Linked DNA regions of Mus musculus: regions 1 and 2 are each linked to region 3. Evidence: chromatin loops called from intact Hi-C (ENCODE). Cell type or tissue: gastrocnemius. All regions are shown on one strand.

Region 1 (8,000 bases), 260 kb after region 3:
GGATCAAGGAACTCCACATAAAACCAGAGACACTGAAACCTATAGAGGAGAAAGTGGGGAAAAGCCTCGAAGAGATAGGCACAGGAGAAAAGTTCCTGAATAGAACAGTAATGGCTTGTTCTGTAAGATCGAGAATTGACAAATGGAACCTCATAAAATTGCAAAGCTTCTGTAAGGCAAAAGACACTTTCAATAAGACAAAAAGGCCACCAACAGATTGGGAAAGGATCATTACCAATCCTATATCAGAAAGGGGACTAATATCCAATATATATAAAGAACTCATGAAGATGGACTCCAGAAAACCAAATAACCCCATTGAAAAATGGGGCACAGAGCTAAACAAAGAATTCTCAACTGAGGAATACCGAATGGCTGAGAAGCACCTGAAAAAATGTTTAACATCCTTAATCATCAGGGAAATGCAAATCAAAACAACCCTGAGATTCTACCTCACACCAGTCAGAATGGCTAAGATCAAAAATTCATGTGACAGCAGTTGCTGGCGAGGATGTGGAGAAAGAGGAATACTCCTCCATTGTTGGTGGGATTGCAAGCTTGTACAACCACTCTGGAAATCAGTCTGGCGGTTCCTCAGAAAATTGGACATAGTACTACCGGAAGATCCAGCAATACCTCTCCTGGGCATATATCCAGAAAATGTTCCAACTGGTAATAAAAACACATGCTCCACTGTGTTCATAGCAGCCTTATTTATAATAGCCAGAAGTTGGAATGAACCCAGATGTCCCTAAACAGAGGAATGGATGCAGAAAATGTGGTACATTTACACAAAGGAGTACTACTCAGCTATTAAAAACAATGAATTTATGAAATTCCTAGGCAAATGGATGGATCTGGAGGGTATCATCCTGAGTGAGGTAACCCAATCATAAAAGAACTCACATAATATGCACTCACTGATAAGTGGATATTCGCCGAGAAACTTAGAATACCCAAGATACAATTTGCAAAACACATGAAACTCAAGAAGAAGGAAGAGCAAAATGTGGACACTTCGCCCCTTCTTAGAATTGGGAACTAAACACCCATGGAAGGAGTTACAGAGACAAAGTTTGGAACTGAGATGAAAGGATGGACCATCTAGAGACTGCCGCACCCGGGGATCCATCCCATAATCAGCCTCCAAATGCAGACACCATCGCATATGCCAGCAAGATTTTGTTGATATAGCTGTCTCTTGTGAGGCTATGCCAGTGCCTGGCAAACACAGAAGTTGATGCTCACAGTCAATGATTGGATGGAACACAGGGCCCCCAAGGGAGGAGCTAGAGAAAGTACCCAAGGAGCTGAAGGGGTCTGCAACCCTACAGGTTGAACAACAATATGAACTAACAGGTACCCCCAGAGCTCCTGTCTCTAGCTGCATTTGTAGCAGAAGATGGCCTAGTAGGCCATCAGTGGAAAGAGAGGCCCCTAGGTCTTACAAACTTTATATGCCCCAGTACAGGGGAAACACCAGGGCCAAGAATTGGGAGTGGTAGGTAGGGGAGCAGGGGGTAGGAGGGTATAGGGGACTTTCAGGATAGCATTTGAAATGTAAATGAAGTAAATACCTAATAAAAAATTGGAGAAAAAAAAAGAAAAGAGAAATAGTTTTCAATAATGAGTTTGGTAAAGTCATTATTGAAACTGTGTAACACCCAGGGAGTATAACATAACTGCCTTTAAGTTGCATAACAGTGTTTAAGTTGAGAGGCAAAATAGTGTGAACTCCCAACAAGTTGGGCTCACTTTCTGTTTGTACTGCCTGGCTATGAGGTATTTTCTTTTTCTGACTCTGTTTCCTTACTCTTACAGTTGTTTGTATTGAATATTCTATGCTAAATCCTTGCGTAGACTTTCCTGTCAACTAAAAGTCAACTGTGTTTAGAGTTGTATTGGTACACACTGGTGTAAGAAGAGCCACAGTATGAGAAGAGTCTCTCTGGCTCAGCTCGCTCCTTATCTCTTGTGTGGAGAGCCTCCTGTGCATAGTTGTAAATGCGTGAGGGGGGGAGGGGAGAAAGGGAGGAAGACTAGGATAGCTTCAACTTAGTGCAATTACTGATGTTTAGAAATTGACCAGAAGTTTGTATTTTCACTTAAATTAATTATCACTGAAAATTTTGCATGTGAGTTTTAAATTATCTGACTTTCTTAGAATTTCTTTTTATCCTTTACCAATCCAAACAGGCTGTCCTATTCCACCCTAGGATTTTGAGAAACTGACCTTTTTAAGCAGTTGGGAGAAGCTGACCAGAGAACATGAATTTATTTTTCACGCCGGCCTGTGCCAACTGATCGACAGGCCTTTTACCAGGCTCTGAACAACCAGAAGCCACTTAACTCTTAACCAGGGTTCTCTTAGCTCTTTGCAAGGTGGTGATATTAACACTGGCTCGCTTTGAGGAGGAAACAGCTTATGTAACCATGAAGCCTGCAGATCACACAGTGAACCCAAGGTGGGCTAAACTCTACACAGTGTGAAGTATTTACTTTTTTGTTTCTTTTGAGAGGATATTTCTGAAAATGAAGTAGTGTCTATTAATGGTACATTTGCTTTTCCTCCTTCCATGGTTTCAAAGTTTTCTCTGCTGGTCTTCCCCTTTGAACTTTCTTCAGGAGTTTTTGAAGAAAAATCAGTGGGTTGATGAATTATCTTCTTGGTAGAGCACTGTTTACCTCAACAGTTTTCATAATTCATCGGACAAAACATTAGGAAGGAGGCAAATTTAAATGTGAAAAGCAGAGCTGGAGAGATGGCTCAGCGGTTAGGAGTACTGACTGCTCTTCCAAAGGACACTGGTTCAATTCCCAGCAACCACGTGGCAGCTCACAACTGTCTGCAACTCCAAGTCCTGACAACCTCACTCAGACGTATGTGCAGGCAAAAAACCACAGCAATGTTCATAAAATAAATAAATTGTAAAAAAAAATGTAAAAGGCGGTTTCTCTGTAGACAAAAATTTAAAGCATTTTTATAAGATGAGAAATTTTTAGAAATCATTTCTAAGATCAGATGCATTTAAAGGGCATTATTGCAAAGTTAATGATAATGCTATACGAACTGAAATCTGATCATTCCACATATATCTCGACTTGATAAGATAATAAGAAAGGAAAGAAAAGAGTCATAAAGCCAAAATGCTCCCCTTTCCCTTCAGGTTTGACTGACCATGGTTGTTAATTTTAACATCCATTAAGGTCGCTTGCTTTATGGAATAATAAATTATGAACTAGCAGGTTATGACTGCCTGTATGTTGTACACCATATGGCCCCATTCAGCACTGATATAGGAAATGCCACATACTTGGTAAATATCAGGCATGAATGACATATGGCAGCAAGGGTGGACAGAAATCTAGTTTGAAAGCTCAAAGTCCTAGAATGGTAAATTCGGGCCCCACACAGATGAGGCTAATACCATTAGCCATTTATTGCAAAGGAACTAAATCTTTACAAATTAAACTCATGATGGATTTTAATCACTTGGCTAATGTTGGTAAATGATTATGCCCCAAGCCATCATGATAATGATCATTACTAGCAAGAATCTGTTTTTACAATGTTTCTAATGCTCAAAATTAATCCAGAAGTCAAGAGCCATTAAATCATTTCTCCTGCAGCAGAGTTTTAAGACGGGAGCATATTTCACGTAGCTGTCATTAAAAAACAAAAGCTAAGAAGGCGATGGAAAAATACAAAAGAAAATCAAGCTATTAGCTACAGCGCCACCAAGCGACCAACTTCACAATTCCCTGTAAAGCCCGAATACATAAAAAAGCACATACAGAAACGAAAGTGCTGTAAGACCACAGCAAGAATCGCCAATGGATGCTGGTTATTGACCAATAATGAGTCTCATAAGTACAAGAGGGTAACTTCCCACTCCCTTGAGTTATAGCACTTATGTGAGACTCATCAGAACTAACCTGGTGGGTTCCCAGAGAGCTGCCAAACATTCAGAACTTGAAACAAATAAAGATAAGGCCATTTAAATAGCAGCTATCCCTGGGCGGTACCCATGGCATTATATGACAGCATCTTTGCACAAAGAGTAAAGTATGAACAGGTGTCAGACTTCTCACACTACTTCCTACGTCACAAATCCTATGGGACAAGATTATATGCTGGCAAATCTAAATCAGTTAATAAATCAGTCAGTCAATCTATTTATCTACCACTCCATCCAACGTCACTTTATTATCTGCCTATAATTTATAATAAGAGGTTTCCTAAGTAGTAGAAAACTAAAGCATTTTATAATTCTACACAAATAACTTACAAATGACCTCACTAGCAATGTTTGAGCCATTAACTTTTTCATTTGTTCACCAGGGGTATCAGTAGCTCCAACTGTTCCAGGCATAGTGCTGAAGTCTGAAAATGGCATGGCATTGTGGGACATCACGTTACTAGGAGCTCAAAACTAGTCATGTAAGATGGAAGGAACATGGCTTGAGAAAGGATGAAAAATTTAAGGATACTAAGTGTACATGTCAGCAATAGGTAGGGCCATTTCATCTGTAGACTACAGTAACTGACTCCACCCTTATGAGCTGTCCCTGAAAAACTGTTTTCATTCTTAAGGCCGAGCATCACGAAACTGAAAACCAACCAAGCAACAAAAATGACTAAGGGAGTGACACACTAAGTGACTAATGGGAGAAACTCAAACGGAGCTAAATTTAAGCCATTGGCTTTATGGACGTAACAAATTGGGTCTAAAAATAGGAGTCAGACAAAGGAGCTGATACCGTTCTGCAGTATTCAAAGAGATAGCCATGGGAGTGAACAGTGGGATGGAGTTAGGTAGAGGAACATTTAGATTATATCAGGAAAAGGCTTCCTGTTGGAGAAAACTGGCAGATTAACACAATCGTCACCAGGAAATGTTGGGAGCTCTATTTGGTGATAAGTGGAAAGCTCGGACTGGAGCTGGAAACGTGTTCTCAAGAGCTGAGGAGAGGGAACCGTTTTGATGGTGCCTTCAGCCTCCCAGTGTAGCGATCCACACCCTGCCTGTGTAACAAGAGGAGTGGAAATCTATCAAGACAGGGCCAAGAAAAGCAAACGTGTTCTCGTGGAATGTGAGAGTGAGTTCATAATACTTCAAAGGTATAAACTGTTCAGTTAAACCTCTCTTCCCCTTTCATTTGATGCATCTCTCCATTGGGCTGCGTCAGGGGTTAGACAGAGCCACGGTCTGGTTTATTAAACTGAGAACAGGAGCTCAGTCCTGTATGCCACTAACTAGAACTAATCCAAGAGATACGGCCTCCAACACAAAACCTGGTGTTGATGTTTACCATATACAGCAATTTAAGTTATTGCTTCTCTCCTGGACTGAAATAAGTAAAACACAAAGAAAATATTAATCACCCAGGCTATGTCCATTGACTCTTTGCCCTTACCTTTCATGACATGACTTATAGGGAGTTGGAGTTTATTATCCCAGTCAGTTTGCACTGACTCCTAGTTAGGTCACACTGGAAAGGCCTGGTTTCCTATATGTTTCTGTTGCCGTTATATTAAAGGGCAAGAAACAAAAGACTCTGTGTCCCCGGAGCTTCTCTGTGGACACTGTGACAATGCACCTCTACTTGGCTTCAGTTCCTGACTTGGGAAATACGTGTTTCTCTCACAGTTTCTGCCTGGTGGCTTTGGACCTTCACTCTCACAGTTGCCTGGCCCTACACCCACAGCTGTAATGCAGTTTTCTTTCTTCTGAGTCTCTGTTCTGACCTTCATGATGATACATAGTTTCTACTGCCAATTTACACTGATCTACCGGGGAAATCAAAGAGAAAAACACTAATGTTTCTGGCCTAATTTTCTCAAATGGCACAGAAACACTTTGTGGTTGTTAGGCTTTGGTTTAAGAATTCATCATGTGAAAATATATCCATTATTCACTTTTCATATTTCATATTTCAGGTATATCATCGAATCAACAGTGATAGCTAGGCTTCTGTTACAGATTACAGTTTAAATTGTCCTTTAAGCCATAAATAATTAGTCATTATTAATGACTTTTTATAGGTAAAGAAATGTTTTGCTAATATCAACTTACTTAGTGTTTTCTAGGAATCAAAGTACTAGGATTGTTTTGCTTGTTTTACAGTGAATGGTCAGAAATATATGTTCTAGAGTACTCATATAACTGTTATGCTCATGGTTTACCAAAGTACTACCCACTATAACTTACTATGTACACTCTATAATTTTCTTGCATAAGTAAATTATTGTTATTTCTTTTTAAGTACAGTTGGTATCCATATTTTTCCTGTGCCATAATTTAGAAAATTTGATCAACAGACAGGTAAATAGATGGTTTCCCTCAACAAGTTATAATTAAAGTCCCAAACACTTTCTCATGTTAGGCAATAGATTGCCTTAAAACACACCTATGTGTAGGCCCACATGACTTCAGTAGCAGCTGAAGATACAGAAAATTGCAGTCCTAGTCCACAGTACATTTTAAGTCCCAAGGCTCTAATCCTAATTCACTTCTGTGTTGCAATCTCTGAAGATTTTCTGGTATATAGAAAATATTGATCATCCTTTTTCTATTCCCAGTTTCTCCAAAGAGCAAATGAATAAACACAGCATCTATCTACATGATTGGCTCTATTCTTTCCGGGTAAGCTGAATGACTAGGCAATGAAAGATGGTCGCATAATTACTTTTGTATTCACACATACCTAATCCTTACTCTTTCCAGTTTGTGAGATAGGATCTTTGTCACATGAGTTTTAGAATTCTACCTAAGCCACATCCAATATATAGACCATAGCTCAGAAGTCAATCTTAATCACTTGGAGCTTCAAACATCCAAGGCAAGAATTCTCACTTCTGCCTTATCACGCTAAACTTAAAATAACTAGTTATCCTTAGAAAGCAAAGACTTTGTAAATGTCCACACCTAAATCTGAATATTAAATATGCTAGATATTCAGACTCAATTACACCCAGTTTCATTAATAATACCAGATTAAGTCATGTGAAATTGCCATTTTTATTGCTTAAAAAGGTCAAATGTTGGCAGCTTCATAAAGCTTAACTATGTAAAATTAGATATAATAAGAAATTTCATTAACCACAGCTATGTGCTGGCCATTCTATTAGACATATCTTTTAACTATATATTGGGTCTTTATACAGTCTTGCAAGATGGCATTACTGTTACTCCAAGTTATCCAGAAGAAAAGTTATGTAATTCCACAAAATTGTCATGGTTTTCGATTATTTTAAATGTGTGCTCATTTTTTATCGTGCCATGCTTTCTGGCTTGTCCTTTTTCTTTCATTTTCCCTTGTTTTCTTTTGTCCTCTCTGTCTCTCTGCCTCTGTCTCTCTCTTCCCTTTTTAAGGGAACATTGGAGATGGGGTTTCTCTGTATAGCCCTGTCTATCCTAGGATGTGCTCTGTAGACCAGGCTGGCTTCAACCTCAGAGGCTTCCCTCCCTTTGCCTCCCGAGTGCTGGGATTAAAAGTGCACCACCATTGCCTGGCCCTGTGATTTTTAAAGATGGTTTTGGGATAGGTCCTCCTTCTCCTTCCCTAGTATGCAAATGCTAAAACATCTGGAACCTTCATCAAGTGCCATTTTGCTGCCCACAAGAATTTTGCCCTCTAATCAATGGCACCTTTACATAGCTTTGCATTTGTACAGCTTTGTTATAAACCGGCATTAAAATTAAATCTGAATTTGGCTCCTTGTAATTTCTACTTCCAGTTTTGTACCTACAGGCCTTTACAGGTGACAGGCTTTCATAAAAATGAATATAACTATATTTCCCCTTCTTTGGCATCTTTAATTCTTAATCTCCCTGAATCATAGAAATTGTGGGTCATCCAGTTATATTCTGTTGTGTAATAAAAAGCAGGATCAGGATGCCCCATTACATCCAATATAGTTTTCTGAGTGGCAGTACAATGGGGAACGAGCCAATGAAAAGATATAGAGAGAGTAAGAATTGGGCGTGTGCACATTT
Region 2 (8,000 bases), 120 kb after region 3:
TGTCCTGCACATCATACAATGAATTATGATCACAACTATATCCTATTTCTCCACTCTAACTCCCTCCAGATCCCCATATCATGTCTCCTTCCCAACTTCAGTCTTAATTTTTTTCTTGGTAACACACTGAGTACCAGTCTTATCCATATGTACAAGGGTTTAGGGTTACCCACTGGAACATGGCAACCTACTAGTGGCTAGAACCCCCAAACAAAATGAGCCAACTACCAAAAGCTCTAGGGTAGACTCTTGTGAGCCCCTCTTCCCACGTGATTCTTCCTGTGTCTCCTTAGGTGTATTTCTTGCCTGTTTAGCCATGCTCTTTAACCTTTTTTGTTTTCCATATTTCAATTTTCAGATTTTATTAATGACATTTTGAACCCCTTTCTTGTGCATTCTATGACTCTATGTACCTACCAACCACCAGCTTCCGAGTGAAAAAGCACCTGATTTCTGGATTGCCTAAAACATCTTAATTTTCATAAAAGTTCATAGAACTAGAAGGAATGGGAGTTTTAAAGTAAATAAAATTTATTATAAAATACTAGAGTATAATAACTATAAGCAAATAAGAAAAACATCAGACCAGTTTAAAACCAAAGTAATTTAGTTACTAGTAATAAAATAACTAAGATTTATTTATTTTTTTATACCCAGAGATCATGAATAAGTGAAACCTGAAATTTATAGCCAAGATCTACATTTTAGACATTTTATTCCTATTCCCATTTGATAGCCAACCTTACAATATGACACATGGACAGACTGACTGCCTTAAAGTGAGGGTAATGACAGTACTGACTAATGCAAACGGAAAACTGTACCAGGAGGTGGTTGAGGGAGACACAGTCTGTGGAGTCCTCAGCAAAGCCGCTGCTATCGGAATGCTGACTTGCAGTTCTCAACAGATGATCTGTCAGTAGAAACATATTATTAAACAAAACCAGTGCATAGGCCTGCAATGGCAGTGACATCGTCACAGATACGGTCCCCAATAGAGCAGCACAAATTATTTATGAAAACTTGCAGCTTCAAAGCACAGCAATAACTCAGGTTCAAATAAAAGCTGAATCAGGCTTTCTATCAGAAACTCTCAGCATTCATTCATTTGCTTAGTAAGTTCTAATGGCAAAGTATTTGATAAATCCTATTACCACAAATGTAAATTGGATGAAATAAAACTAAACAATTTACAAATTATGAAAATCTATAAAAATAGTTAAGAAGTGAAATTAGAAGTTTATATGCACAATTCAGTAAAATATTCTGTATTTGAAAGAACGAAAGTAAGGGCTATAAACTAAAATCACTGGAAATAGGAGGGTATTCAAGTATCTCTAGTGTCTCTTATGATGCAAGTATCTGTGCTAGGAAATAATTTTTCATAACTAAAGAGAAGCCAAAGATTCAATTAATATATGACACTGCTAATTTAACAAAGACATGTTTATCATTATGTCTTAAAGTTCTAATCTCTAAATATATATGCATAAATGTTCTTTTATGAAAGATAATACATATATAAATAAAGATATGTTCTTTTACATATAGCAAGCAAGATGGCATTCTATCTACATTACGCTTACCCAAGAGGGGATTTTATATCTTGTACATTTGCAAGGCTGTGTGAAATTCTTTCAGAATTTCAAAAGCAACAGGCTAAATACAGTGTTTACCACATAATCTAAACCAGATAATATGACTAAATAAAATCCAAAATTAAACTTCACTTGGGTTTAAAAACATTTTGCTGGAATTTGAAGGTTTAAAAAAATAGTGATTATATCCCAATTAAAAACTGAGAAAAACTTCAACAGTGTTCTGATATTAGTACAGCTGGATAATTAGTTAAAGAAGTGTTCCATCTCCTTACCAGACCTAGAAATGTTGGAATCCTGATGGAACTGGACTGTAACAGATTGTCCCCAGCAGTCTAACTGGGCATTACATTCCTTCAGAACCAACTAGCCGCCGTCTAGCCAGAGCAGCTGCCACTGTCTCTCTCTGTGCTGTGTGTGCATGGTTCTGTTTTGTTTTGTTTATAACTAGACTGTGAGCCCATGAAGACAGGAACTTGACTTATTCTTACTGTTCTGGTATGGAGAACAACATGGCAGTGTTTGCTTGATGACTCAGTGATAACTCTCAACAATTAAACAGTTAGAGAAATGGTCTAGAAACTGAAGGGCCTATTGGTAGGGAAAAGGGAACTTCTCTGAGGTACAAAGAAGCCAGACTCAGTTTCTTCAAAGATCTGCTGACTGTGCAGCAGCATAAGGTCTGGGCCGGTTCCCCTCAAAGCTGAGTACCACGTGTCCCACAGTCTGATTGGCAGTGCAGACTGAGCAGGCTTCCGAGTCGGCATGGGGAACTGAGCAGCACAAAGAGCTTAAGTTCCTTCTTTGCTTCATGGTGCAAAGCAGTAACCTCTCTCTCTGCAGACTGGGAGCCCAGTCCTCCCTGCACAGCACTACTTCAGGGGAAGATAGGCATGTGTTCCCAGAGCTACAAATCCCACCGGCAGTGCCATGCTCATCTACAAACCCAGAGAGACTGGCAAGTGGAGCTTGAGTTTGAAGCCAGCCTGAACTAAAGAGAAAGACTGGCTAAATATAAGCAAACATTCTAAAAGTATAAATATCACAATCTAAGGTCTTTAGGCAGATATTTCTGTCCCATGAAATGCATAGTTCTCTTGGGCTAAAGAGATGACTCAGCAGTTAAGAGCATTTGTTTTTGCACAGGACCTGGGTTCAATTCCCAGCACCCATATGGAGGTTCACACACAACTGTTAACTCTGGTTCCAGGGGCTACAACACCTCCCTCTGGCCTCTGTGGCATCAGGCATACCCATGGTGCACAGACATATGTGCAAAACACGTAAGAGAGCAAAAGTACCAGTAACATACCTACTGATAAAGGAAATAAATCTTATAAAGGAAACCACAGGTCTTTACTAGAGAAATTTAGACCTAAGGATTGATGCTCAGTTCTGAAGACATAGGATATTACCTTAATTTAAAAATTAGATGAAACATTTAAGTATGAACCAAAACAAAATATGGAAGCCACCTGTTTAGTATCAAAATCAGTATATTCTCTTCTAGGTTTTCATGAAAAAACAGTTATCTTCTATAAAGAGAGCAGAGTAGGACTTCTAGGAATAGGAGGCTGCCCAGTAAACACTAGGCCAGGACATGAGCTGAGCCACTGAACGTCTCTCTGTGCAAGAATGCGTCCCTGCACTGAGACTACAGGAGTGCACTTGCAAAGCCGACCAGTGAGGGCACGCCTTGTTTCTATTCTACTTGTGAAATGACTATGCTGCTAATTCTAACTATGAAGTTATGGCCAGTCTGTGATGTACCACATTACCACAATTCCAGAGACTACCTTCCAAAATGGACCAAATGTCACTGTTTCCTGTAACCCTTTTCACAACTGCACAGGCAAGACTCTTTTTCTGTAATTTTATAGAAGATTTCTTGGCAAATATGTAAATGGTTTTATTTGTGTCCTCATAAACAAGAGACTGAAGACTGGTAGCCAGGAGAAACTCCAGTTTGACCATCACCTGAATATATCTTCTGCACTACTCACAGCTTCCCTAGAACAACTGAATGGAAATTGCCCATACTTTATCATCCTTTGACACATATGAGTCAGTTGCTTTGTTCAATATTGCCTCTGTCTATTCCCTGTACACTTCAGAATCAGAATATCCAATGAGAAACTTCTCTTTGTGTCTGACCAGAGCTGAAGTGACTGGGAGCCCTGTTCTTTAATGCCACACTGCAATGACAGAAAAGTCACATGCAAACTGTTCCTCAGGAAGACTAACATGTAATTTTCTATTCTAAGAACATACATATAAATTTTTGTTAAAAAAAAAAAAAACAACAGGTGGTATGTGTGAAGTTTTAAAAATAAACAGTCCTACCTTCAGTGGTCATTTAACTTCTTCCTCTTTCTTTCTCTAAATATCAAATGCTTTGTAAATTTAAAACCAGACAGCATTTTCTAGTGGATCCAAAGGTTCTGTGGTCAATAATTAATGATCCAAGAAAAGAGCAGAATCTGCACCCGCTCACCTTTGATCCACACCTCTGTATTTAACTTGGCTTAACTCTTGCCAGCGAGTTTCTGCCAGAGTTATACTACATGTATTATACTTACAAGATATATTGCATAAAAAACTCAGAGAACATAAGAGAGTGTACAATCATAACAATGTAAAAGTAGTCTGTTTCAGTACATGTGCAGATTTGAAAACTAGAGCAACGAGCAATTTTTAATGAGGGTTATTACAGGATAAACAATCTAGAATAAGTTTGTAAGCATAAAAGTCTCCCCCATAAAATCTCCACAAAAACTATATGCTGAGATGAGAGCACGTTCCGCCCCTCCTCCCCACACCCCACCCCTGCATCCTCATCTTTTCACACTTACTGCTGCTCCACACACTGAGAGACACTCCTCTCCTTCTTAGCTGACAACACAGAGCAACTATAGGAAGGAGTGGCCAATGGTCCACTTACCTCTTTTTGACTTGGCAAGACTTAGCTGGCAAGTGGCTGGCACGTGAGGGGCTTCTCCCTCTGTGCTCTGGACCTAAAAGAGAACCATATGTACTTAAAACTAAGAGAATTTGTGGCAAAGAAGAGTGTCTCTAGATGGTTACTCATTAAACAAGTCAGTCTAGCTGAAGTGCTCCAAACATTATGTAGGCACTTTATCTCAAAATTGGCAGCATGTCCCACAGGTTCGTTTTCCCACCTACTTCCCGCTAACATGTAGCACTCAACCTAGGGAGCTAGCAGAGAAAAACAGCATATAAAGTAATTGCTTATATACAAACGTATACAAACCTCCACATAGAAAGACTTTGTTTCTCAAAAGTTGCTATATGTGTAAGATGGCCCACACCAGGAGCTTGCCCCAAATGTTAAACATTAAAGTAGTTCCCATGTGAGGGAAAACGGTAATCTGTGCATCATAGAAGATGATGGATGACTGAGCCCTATTGGAGGCAAACACAAATTTGGTGTCTATGTAAGTAGGACACCACGTTTCCACTATTAAGTTTTCTGAAGTCCTCCAGTTTGAGGCGTCAATTGTTACTCATGTATAAGAATGTTCTGTCCTGATAAAAATGTTCTTTTAAGATACAGTGGTATTTTAAGTGGGAAGGAAATCTTAATACAACTAAAATCTTGAAGAGTCTTACCCATAAAAGTCGCTCTAAAAATTCTATTTAGTGGAAGTACCAAACCTAGAAAAGTTGCCATTTTCCTACCTGTATAGCTATATCATTATTTAGGAAATTTTGATTCTAATGCCATCCTCACCCTGTGGAGGAGTTATTTGTTCATTTCTACCACTTTACCACTTAAATGGAAACAAAATGGTAAAACACAGGTTTTTAAACATGAACAAATCAATCAACAAATAACAAACTTTTGATTTGAAGCCTGGTATACTTGAAGCTATGAATTAATTTAAAAATAAGAAATATCCTATAGGAATGAATAGAAGGTCACCACACACAACTACTACACACATACACACAACCACACACACAGGAGAGAGAGAGAGACAGAGACAGAGAGACAGAGAGAGATAGAGAGAGACAGAGACAGAGACAGAGATGGAGACAAAAAGAGAGAAAGCATACATATACATATACCACCACCACAAAAATTAATGGCAGTACTCCCATATTCAGGAATTTCTGATTTGTGATGACTTTTGTATATAGTCTCATGAACCTATAGTTATGATCTGAAGAAACTGAAAGTCGTTACCATTTAACACCCTCCTGAGTCTGACACATAAAGTCAGCTTTACTTTTATTTGCTACTACTCAAAAATTATATTATTCAAAGCAGCAGATACAAGTCCAACCGGAAAACCATTGTTTTAGTGCAAGGGAACAGAACACATTTTCTTTTTATATTCAACAAAAGGCCTATTATTAGCTGCTACTCTGGCCCAGCCTAATACAGGTTTCTAAATAACAATCATTAGCTAGATTGAAAGAATACAGAAGCAATCCAGATAACTATTTATATCTTAGGAATCTCAGCTAGACACAACAAATTATGACCTCCCACTTTATAAATGTAGGATTATAAAATATTCTATTTCCTTAGAGATAAATTAACCACAAAGTGGTGAGAATCTAAAGAACATGCTACCTTCTCTAGCCATCTATCCTTCATGATGCTAAGAGGGGAAAAAATTTCTCCTCTTACTACAAAGCCCTTCATCAATGCTAGACAGTCTCTGAGAGTGGAGAGGGTCATATTTTCTTACACAACTGCTAATATCAGGAAGACTATTCTCAGCAAAATCTTACTGTATTAAGTCCATGGCGTGAGTGACGACTTATTCTTAGTTTTACTGGTCATGACTATGCAAAAGTCAGATTTCAGTGTAAAACCGTGAAGACAGTACAGAATAAAGATCTACACAGCAAGCATTCCTAGTGCTGTATGGTAAGTTGGCCATGTACTCTAGGTAGCCTTTGATTAAAGTTTTACAAATATAATCAAACAAAACTGAAGCCAGTAACAAGTAATAGATTTTTATCATACAATTCTTGAAACTTTAGGTTAAGTTCAAAACTTCCCACAATAAAAGGAAAACAAAGAAAGTACACATTAAGCCAAAACAACAGAGTTGCTTTCTGAATTCACGAGTGGATACAGCTTTCATCCTGTCCTTCCACTCAGGACCAAAACAACACTAACCACTCTGTCATTTTAAACATACTAAATACAAAATAATGCTGAAATAAAATCTGAATGAGAGTCTTAGAAATTACAATTCTGTGTGGTATCACAAAAAAGAAATAAAGAAGGAAAGAGAGAAAGAAGAGAAAGAAGAGAAAGAAGAGAAAGAAGAGAAAGAAAGAAAGAAAGAAAGAAAGAAAGAAAGAAAGAAAGAAAGAAAGAAAGAAAGAACAAGAAAGAAAGGAAGGAGAAAAGAAAGAAAGCCAAGACTGCTCTGCCCTAAGTTGTACGGGGCTGTGACAGCCCTTCAGCTTCTGCCCACTGATCTCACTGATCTCCTTCCTCACCTCTGCCCCATGGCAAATGTTCGGGGCAGGTCAAAGGAGCCGGACCTGAGTTCAAGTCTTACTAGCCAGTCGCCGGCTTCTAAAAACTATCTGTGTTTTGCAATTATAAAATAAGGGTGAAAACTCTTCTACCACAAGTCCTTAAGTCAAGCAAAAGTAACTACAAAAGTAACAGAGCAGCAGAGACCCAGGACAGCATCCCTCAGCAGCTTCCTTCACGGACGGCAGTCATCTCCTGCAGCTCTGACACTGGAGCAAATATGACTTCCCTCAGAGAGAAGATGAAAACCACTGCTGGGAAGTCATATTTTAGTGTCAGGAAGGTGTAAGGGGAGGGGAATGCTTTCAAACAACCTTTGTAATAGTTTATTATCCTGTAATTACTTCTAAGTTACCTTAAAGAAAAGAAAACTAAGTTTTAAAATAAACGACACACAAAGTTTGTTTCCACTGTTATGTAATTTTTAAAAAGACTCAAGAAATTATAGATTTAAAAAAAATCAAAACAAAACAGCCAGAAACAACCCAGTGACTATCTGGGATTTGGGATATCAGGACAGATACCAAATATCAGAACTCATATTTAAATTCTTATCTTCAGAAACTACAGCTACAAATAGGCATGGTGGCCCATGCCTGTAATCCCAATATTTGGGAGGCTGAAGCAGGAGAATCAACCCTGGCAGCATAGCAAGATCCTGTCTAAAGAAACAAAATTCACAAATTTGGAAGGCCAAAGGCAGAATTCCACTGTTCCTCAAATACCCCACTGATTCGGGATTATTCGAACTCAGATAAATAAATGAGTAAACCCTAAAACTTAGAAGCTAAAAGTAGTAAGTTGTATAAGTACAAAGGGAGACTTACAAACAGTTATTTTAGGAGCTCAAGCAGGATTATGTATGCACCTACTAACAG
Region 3 (8,000 bases):
GCTTTATATCCTGAGTATGTCCCTAATAGCAGCATCCAGACTTCACAAGAGGCTATCCAAATGGTTTATGCATTTTACAGAGCTGCATCATGTAACTCTGTACTATGATAGAGTGCACACTCTTGTCAAAAGAATTAGAAGGCCACACACATATTTACCTAAAACCCAACGTGTGTGTTTGCATTTGTGTGTGTGTGTGTGTGATACACTCAGCCACACCTTAATGAGCACTATGCACTATTAATTCTCACATTCCATTTTTTCCCAGTTTTGTAATGTGAACACTAGAGGGAGCCATAACCAGAAAGTACACACGTGCCTTTCATTTTCCTCAACTGCATACACTTAAGTGTTTCAAACCAAATTCTGGATCTAAAACCTTACAGTTTTGCTAAAAATTAAACAGGATCTAGAAATATAGTTTAAATAAAATGATCCATCAAAAGCCATAAGCCAAATAGAATTTTAGAGAACTCTTGTCAAGGATCTAGAAATATAGTTTAAATAAAATGATCCATCAAAAGCCATAAGCCAAATAGAATTTTAGAGAACTCTTGTCAATGTGCAGTATGACCCTAAAATGTTGTAGTAAGTGTCATCCACGTGTTGAAGGAGTACTGTGTAGATGCAGTTTGCACATCACCTCCTTACTGAACACTTGTGCTACCTCTTATGGCCATTGTGAAGACCTTCCCTTGCCTCTTCCATTCTCCAGTGGAATATATTCAGTATTTTTCATCAAATCATGAGAATTATATTAAATTATCTGAATTAAAGGAAATATAATTTATCCATATTCCTGACATATTAAACTTGTTTGGTATGTGTATAGTGTGTGTGTGTGTGTGTGTGTGTGTGTGTGTGTGTGTATTGGTCAGCTGGGCCACTGTTGAGGGAGGCCCAAGCTAGAACAGTATTAAGAATACAACAAGCTGTATTAAGGGTACTTTCTCAAGGATCAAGTGGGTATGACAGGCAGGTGGATTACTGTCAAGCAGGAGCCATCAAGTCTTGCTTGGATGTAACAACAAACAAGGAGTAATTAAAACGATGTTGAGGATTTGGATCTGGGCACATGGAGAACAGTGGGAGCCTTCACAACACCTGGAAGACTCAACAGTTCTTTCATGGATTGAAAATGAAATCTTAGATGGCCAGACTTTGAGATGCAGTCAAATGTTAAGCAGGTTTATTGAGCAAGCGCGCGCACACACACACACACACACACACACACACACACACACTGAGACTGAACATCAGGAATTAGTCATAAGCAGAATAAGAAAATCGGCAAAGAGTCTGGAGAGCTGGCTCAGTAGTTAAGAGTGTATATTGCTTCTCCAGAGAGCCAAGTTCAGTTCCTAGCATGCATGTCATGTGATTCCAGCGGCAGAGGGGTTGGGATCATCTGCAGGGACTACCTGGGCACCTAGGTTTCAGATTTTAAGCCTCCTGAAGTATAAGGAAAAAAAAGTTGCCTTTTAAGTCCTGGGTTGGTGACAATTCTCAATGCAACCCTAGGAAGCTCATACCAAGTTTTCATTTTTTGTAGATGAATCATAAATATCAGGGCAGTGAAACCAGACAGGGCATCCAACAGCATTCTCAAGGTCAGAGAATTAAATGGTGCTGGAACTCAAACAGAGATTGTCCGGCTTTAGCTTTTTAGACTTAGCCCCTACCTATACTGTCTCTATTATGATTTCTTTTAATTGCCTGATAATAAAGAGTGACATAACACGTGTTGGGGAACTAGAGAGCACCAAGGCACCTTGTCCCTCTAAACACATACAATGTCAAGTTCAAACCACTTCGATAATAAAACCACGGTGTATTATCTTGATAAAACCTAATATAACAAAACCAACGTTTTCTCTCTAAGTAGCAACAGAGAGCTAACAGAGACACGGGTCTATTTGGAATAATTCTGTGGGAGATACTGTTTATCCATCTTCTTTTATGGTTTTATTTAAGGGTTGGGGCCTGATAATTCTTGTGGAGAGCCGTGAGCAATCGCCATTACAAGATGGCGCTGGCTTCCTCAGTGCCTAACTAGTAAACAAGCAATGTGCGCAGGTGCTGAGGTAAATTCGTGCCAAGTCACTGCCCATCTCAGGACGTAGCAGTAGGGTGATGAGTGAGCAGCTAATCAGGAGCTGACACGTCACAAGGAGGGGTACCTAAGCAGCTCCTTTTTCCGGGATCGGGGTCTTCCTGAGAAGTAAGCAATAAAGCTTTGCCGTAGAAGGATCTGGTTGTCCGAGTGTGTTTTGCTGGCGAAACGTTACAAGGACAAATTCTGCATGTAGGGGTTACTCTAATTTGAATCTTTTAATTTTCAAGATTGATTTTTATGTGTATGGGTGTTGTATCTGCATTTGTATCTGTGCACAACATGTGTGCCGCGCCTGCAGAAGCTGGAATGCATTGGAGTCCCTAGAACTGAAGTTGCAGAAGGCTGTGAACTGCCCCATGGGTCTTGGGAATCAAACCCAGGTCCTATGGAAAAGCACCAGTGTTCTTTGTTTGTTTTGTTTTTTGTTTTTTGTTTTTTGAGACAGGGTTTCTCTGTATAGCCCTGGCTGTCCTGGAACTCACTTTGTAGACCAGGCTGGTCTCGAACTCAGAAGTCTGCCTGCCTCTGCCTCCCGAGTGCTGTGATTAAAGGTGTGCGACACCACCGCCTGGCTTCAGTGTTCTCGAGTCATGTCTCTAACACCCCACTCCCCAGATATTTTCTTTATACCAAAAATAAATAAATTTTGATTATGTAACGGGAGTAGTCACGTGCTGACTTTTTACAAGGAGTTTCTATGGGTGAGCGTGTTGCATGGCCATGCAGAGTGTTGGGCAGGAAATTAGCTTTCAGTCTGAGTCTCTGTGAAACCTAGTCTTCCCAGGAATGGTGGAAAGTGCAGTTAGCATGCCTATGCTGCTTGCCAGGTCTGCACTATTTTGTTAGTTCATTATGACTCCCTTTAAACTAGTTTCTCCTCGTTAAAGAAATAAATGAGAAACTTGGTTGGAGTTGGTGAGGGATATGTTGCTTAAAGATTACACATATTAGAACCGTCAAGGCTCAATTTTCTCTTACTCCATTCTCTTTTTGTGACCTTCGCAAGTGAAGACCACCATCATTGTCTTAAAGAAGAAATGAACAGGAAGTTAGTTAGTTTGAAAAAGACCATCCCAGGTTTGTGTGCTATTCCTTTGTACAGAATAAAGGTAGCTTCAGACTTGAGAATAATGCCCTAGTATGTGACAGTCCAGAGAGTTTCAAGGGTAAGAAGCTGATAGTGAAGCTGGCTTTGGTTAGGGTTAGTCAGGAAACAAACAAACAAACAAACAAAAACCATAAAAATAAATAACCTGCCTACCATGTCTAGACCCTGTTTGGGTTTTAGTTTCTAAGCAAAGCAATATCCAATCGGCATACAAAATAGTTGGAAGGTAAAAGATACAGAGAGAGTGTGTCTCACAATATAAGGACACCAAAACTAAAGAACTCCTTCTGCTGACTATTCATTTAGTGTAAGCCCATTTTGTGCTGAAAAGAATACATTTTGTTCTGATTTCTTAAGCACTACTTTCCAAGAGAACGTCTGAAATCTTAAGTACCAGCAGAGGGCGCTCTCCTCACAAGCTCTTCGTTCTTCACATGCTATGAGAACTTTGTGTAAAACCCTTCAGGTCTCATTGCCAGTGAATAAAACACAGAGTCGTGGCCCCTTGTTCCTGGAGTGTTTATATAAGAGACCAAAACATTCCCGGGAGATCTGTTGGCCAATTACCAGGGTGCAGAGGAACAGTATTCATCCAGCACACACTGGAACACACACTGGAGAGGCTCCAAGGGATCTGCTCAAGTTAATGAGTAATTATGCAATTATGTGAAAATATACACACACAAACACACACATATGTATATATATATATATATATATATATATATATATATATATATATATATATGTGTGTGTGTGTGTGTATATATATATATATTTATAATAAGTATATATGCACACATATAGATACATATATAAACTCAGGGATCAGAAAGGATTAAAATACCTGTCTATAAACTAGGAATGTGTATACAAAAAGCAAAGACCTCCAAAGATTCAACAAAATTACTTCATCCTAGTAAAATGAAAGTACACTTTTAGAGTTGACAACAGGCTCTGCAATATTTCCTTTTCCAATATTTCTAAAACTAAATTCAATCTATCGATAATTAAAACTGATGCTCATTAAAATCAAAACTTTTAGAGCTTTCTCCCTGTCAGCTTTGAGATCTGGGAACATGTATCTTAATTTTTAAAAAGTCACATAAGAACTTGAAACGTCCTGATACTCTAAAGCAGGCAGCCTGGGCCTGGAAAGGGGGATCAACCAATAAAATGATTGCCACACAAACGTAAGGATCTGAATTTCATTCTGAAAGACACACAAAAATATCCAGGAGTGGTGTACATGCCTGTAATCCCAGTGTTGAGGAGGAAGAGACAAGCTCGTTAGCTAGCTACTCTAGTTTCATCAGTAAGCCCCAGGCTAATAAGAAAATAAGGTACACAGAGACCTGATGGAGAAATACATTCTTAAGTTCATAGGTACACACACACACACACACACACACACACACACACACACGCACACACACTCACGCACAGTGGTATAATGTAAAGTCTACACTATCTAAACCTTGAAGCATTGCCTGACTTCAGTTGTTGTTGTTGTTGTTGTTGTTGTTGTTGTTGCAGCCATGAAATTTAATCTAGTTCTTACACACATAGGTTTCATTTCTGGCTTGACTTCAACTTAGAAGATTTTCTTAAGTTTACATTACGTCTAGGAAACAAAGCTCACATGTTAGGGCTTGAATCTGAAGCACCCCCCACAGGTTTACACGTTTAAACACTTGATTCCCAGCTGGTATTGATACTTTGGAAGGTGGCAGAATCTTTGGCTTGTGAGACCTGGCTGTCGGACACTAGGAGTGGGCTTAGAGGTTGTAGCTCAGTCCTGGTTTTGGTTCAGTATGTCCTTCCTTCCTTTCTTCCTCCCTCCCTCCCTCCCTCCCTCCCTCCCTCCCTCCCTCCCTCCCTCCCTCCCTCCCTCCCTCCCTCTCTCCCTTCCTTCCTTCCTGTCTATCTGTCAGTCTGTGTGCCACAGCAATAAGACCATCTGCAGCCAGTTCCTGCTATCATGGACAGAACCAGTCCGGCTGCCAGGTCTTGCTTGCTGAAGTGCATGGTACCCTCGAAACTACAAGCCACTAAGTTGTTTTTGCAAGGTATTTGGTCCTAACAATGAAAAAAAAATAACTAATATAGCAAGTAATTATGGAAGATTAATTAAATCATAACTAAAGGACCCTTTCTCTGCCACCTTTTAAGAAAATCCAAGAGAAAAGTGGTTTTTTGTTGTTTTCACAATTTTTTAGAATGAATAGCATTGGTACAAAGGAATCTATAGACATCCACTTTTTCTAATAGGCTAAGAACATTTGCCAAATGAATCTCTCTCCCACATCTCTTCATGTTAGTATTTACAGGTGTGTTTTTAAAGACCCGAGTTACCTAATAGCAGGGGAGGAAATGGAACGTTGAAGAAAATATCATAAGCAAGATGCTACAGGCACACAGAATTGTGAAAGATCAATAGAGAAATATTTTGAAAGAAATATTTCACAAGTGCTAATTAATTTATTGTGTAGAGGGGCAATTACCTAAGGGAATAGTGTTAGGACTAGAAGATGTGAGGTGACCTTATTAAACATCAGGACTCGAAGCATGAAAGAAAATCCGTGTTGGAAATTACAGATCCAAGATCCCTTCCTTCCAATTCCTTGCCGTGATTTTTACATATTGTGTGTTCAATAACATCAAAGGCATTAATAGGTACTATTATGATTTTGAGAGAAAAATTCAAAGCTGTGAGTGGTGGCATGTGCCTGAAACCCCAGCACTAGGGAAGCCATGACAGGAGGATAGCAAGTGCAACCTCGCTCTATAGCCAAGCTAGTCTTGGTAGGATGTAAATCAGTCAAGAAGAAAAGAACAGGGGAAAGATGGGAGGGAGGCACAAAAGAGAAGGGGGGGATATGATGTAAACAAATAGAAGGGGAAGGGACCTCTTATTCTGTTTTATCCTAGATCAAAATCCGTGATTTCTAGAAATTTTGGAGATGCTGGAAACTTTCTCCAAAGATTCACACCAATTCCCACAGAGGTAGACTTTGCAAGTCAAATAGCAATATAACAAATAATATAAATTAGAAACCTAAATTCATCTAAAAATGAAGTATGTTTTAAATTAAATTACAAAACATTGTGGCTGGGTATTTTGTTGTTGTTGTTGTCTATTCAAAAATGCTATTTTAATAAAATGTAACCACTATCCTGTTGTAATGTTCAAGACATGAAATATGTTTATTTTTCTAAGAACTGCTAGAAACTGAGACAAAACCCAGAATTTCTTTGTCACTAAATGAGCCTCAAAGGAAAACCTCTTGCATATTTGAAGCAGGGTGCCCAGACTGTGGTGTTTCACAGGCCTAATAGGTAACAAGAATTTAAAGCTGGGCGACATACTTTCCCCAGATGTGATGGCACAGAGCAGTTATTGTTGCTATACTAACTACGTTCTAGAGTACCTCATAAGAAAACCTAGCAATGTGGTTGTGTGTGGCAATAATAGTGGTTTAACTTGGCTGAAGATCCCCCCACTCTCAATGAAAAGCCATCTATGGCTTCAAGACTAATCCCTTGACAGTGCAAACCAGATGAACTTCTTTGTAAGGATCTTGATGTATCCACTCCTTCCTTTAAACTTCAGAGTGTTTAAGGAAAACTTCTGTGTGAAGGAAGTAAAGAAAAATGCAGGAAGATTTGGTGAGATTTTACCATGTTCCTGATGTCCCCAACCTGTTTAGAATACCAGGGTATGAACAGAACTGTAGGTGGCTTTTGCTTTCATTTCACATCTTAACCCAGTGTCTGCTGTAGAAGATCAAGAGAGGGTTGTGAAGCTTCCGGAAAGGCAGAACTCAAGGAGGGGCTGGAAGATGACTGGGAAGTTCAAAGTATGTCTTGCTTTTCTAGGGGGCCACAGTTTAGCTCCCAGTATCTATGAGGGGAAGCACACACACTGCACATGCACACACACACAAAGAAAATAAAAATCTCATTTAATAAAAGGAATGCAAGGACCTTGGAACTGTCTTTTATAGGAAGTTGGGCCACACATTGCATTTTAAAATCTGCAAAAGAAAAAAAAAAAGAAAGAGAAGAGAAGAGAAGAGAAGAGAAGAGAAGAGAGAGGGAGGGAAGAAAGGAGAGAGGGGAAGGAGGAGGGGGAGGGGGAAAGGGAGAGAGAAATTTCAAATATCTTGCTTTAAAAATATATAGTAAATAGTAAATATTGTGGATGCTTCTGCAAGTCTGGCCAGGTTTTCCTCACCAGACCCCGACTCTCACAGCTGCCCTGCTCATGTCCTGTTCTTTGTCCCCTAAACTGCCAGGGTCTGGGAGAACCAATAATCTTTCAAAAATTGTACATGAGGGCCGAGAAGGAGCTTTACTCCCAGAAAGAAAACGACAACAACCATTTCACGCTCTCAAAGACCTCTGTAACATTCTGGCTCCTGCTACATAGAAAGCCTAATTGTCTTTGAGTTGTTATCTCGGTGGAATATTTTGTTGAAAGTCAATGAAACCATTGAAGCTTGATTTTTGCAATGAGGTGGAACAATGCCACTCCAGAGTGGAGTACAAAGGCAGGCTTGGTTTACCTGCCAAGGGCAAACTAGTACAGTGCAGCCCCTACTGCTAATTAGAGAACATGGGGCTCAATGTAGAATCCAGATTGTAAGTTTGATGCTTACAATTACATTGTGTGTGTGTGTGTGTGTGTGTGTTGTGACCTACTATTTTCCCTGCAACTGTAACCTTTGGACATTGCAGTACTTGCTATTTTATTTCTTAGTGGAAGAATCACAA

Evidence for each region. Peaks named below come from ENCODE experiments on the same cell type or tissue, not always from the same donor. Only the 100,000 strongest peaks of a DNase experiment are listed, where the experiment ranks them.
Region 1: a loop joins it to region 3, with 10 times the contacts of the local background. A loop is called at or near these places in 39 of 42 quality-filtered maps.
Region 2: a loop joins it to region 3, with 5 times the contacts of the local background. A loop is called at or near these places in 14 of 42 quality-filtered maps.

What each region holds. Positions count from the first base shown.
Region 1 is chr2:79,507,895-79,515,894 of GRCm38, reverse strand. No RefSeq gene overlaps it. Among named protein-coding and RNA genes, the nearest start is that of Gm39867, 38 kb to the left of the region's middle. In gastrocnemius, no CTCF peak of the experiment used is centred here; a DNase peak (open chromatin) is centred at 3,742; H3K4me3 peaks cover 709 bases.
Region 2 is chr2:79,648,000-79,655,999 of GRCm38, reverse strand. Itprid2 (ITPR interacting domain containing 2) reads right to left here. Exons shown (of 18, transcript NM_080558.4): 9 at 4,540-4,612; 10 at 825-913. Among named protein-coding and RNA genes, the nearest start is that of Itprid2, 17 kb to the right of the region's middle. In gastrocnemius, no CTCF peak of the experiment used is centred here; no DNase peak of the experiment used is centred here; H3K4me3 peaks cover 323 bases; H3K27ac peaks cover 1,324 bases.
Region 3 is chr2:79,770,283-79,778,282 of GRCm38, reverse strand. The region is part of intron 4 of Ppp1r1c (protein phosphatase 1, regulatory inhibitor subunit 1C); the gene reads right to left. Among named protein-coding and RNA genes, the nearest start is that of Ppp1r1c, 67 kb to the right of the region's middle. In gastrocnemius, CTCF peaks have their summits at 264 (motif pointing right) and 3,624 (motif pointing right); a DNase peak (open chromatin) is centred at 3,641.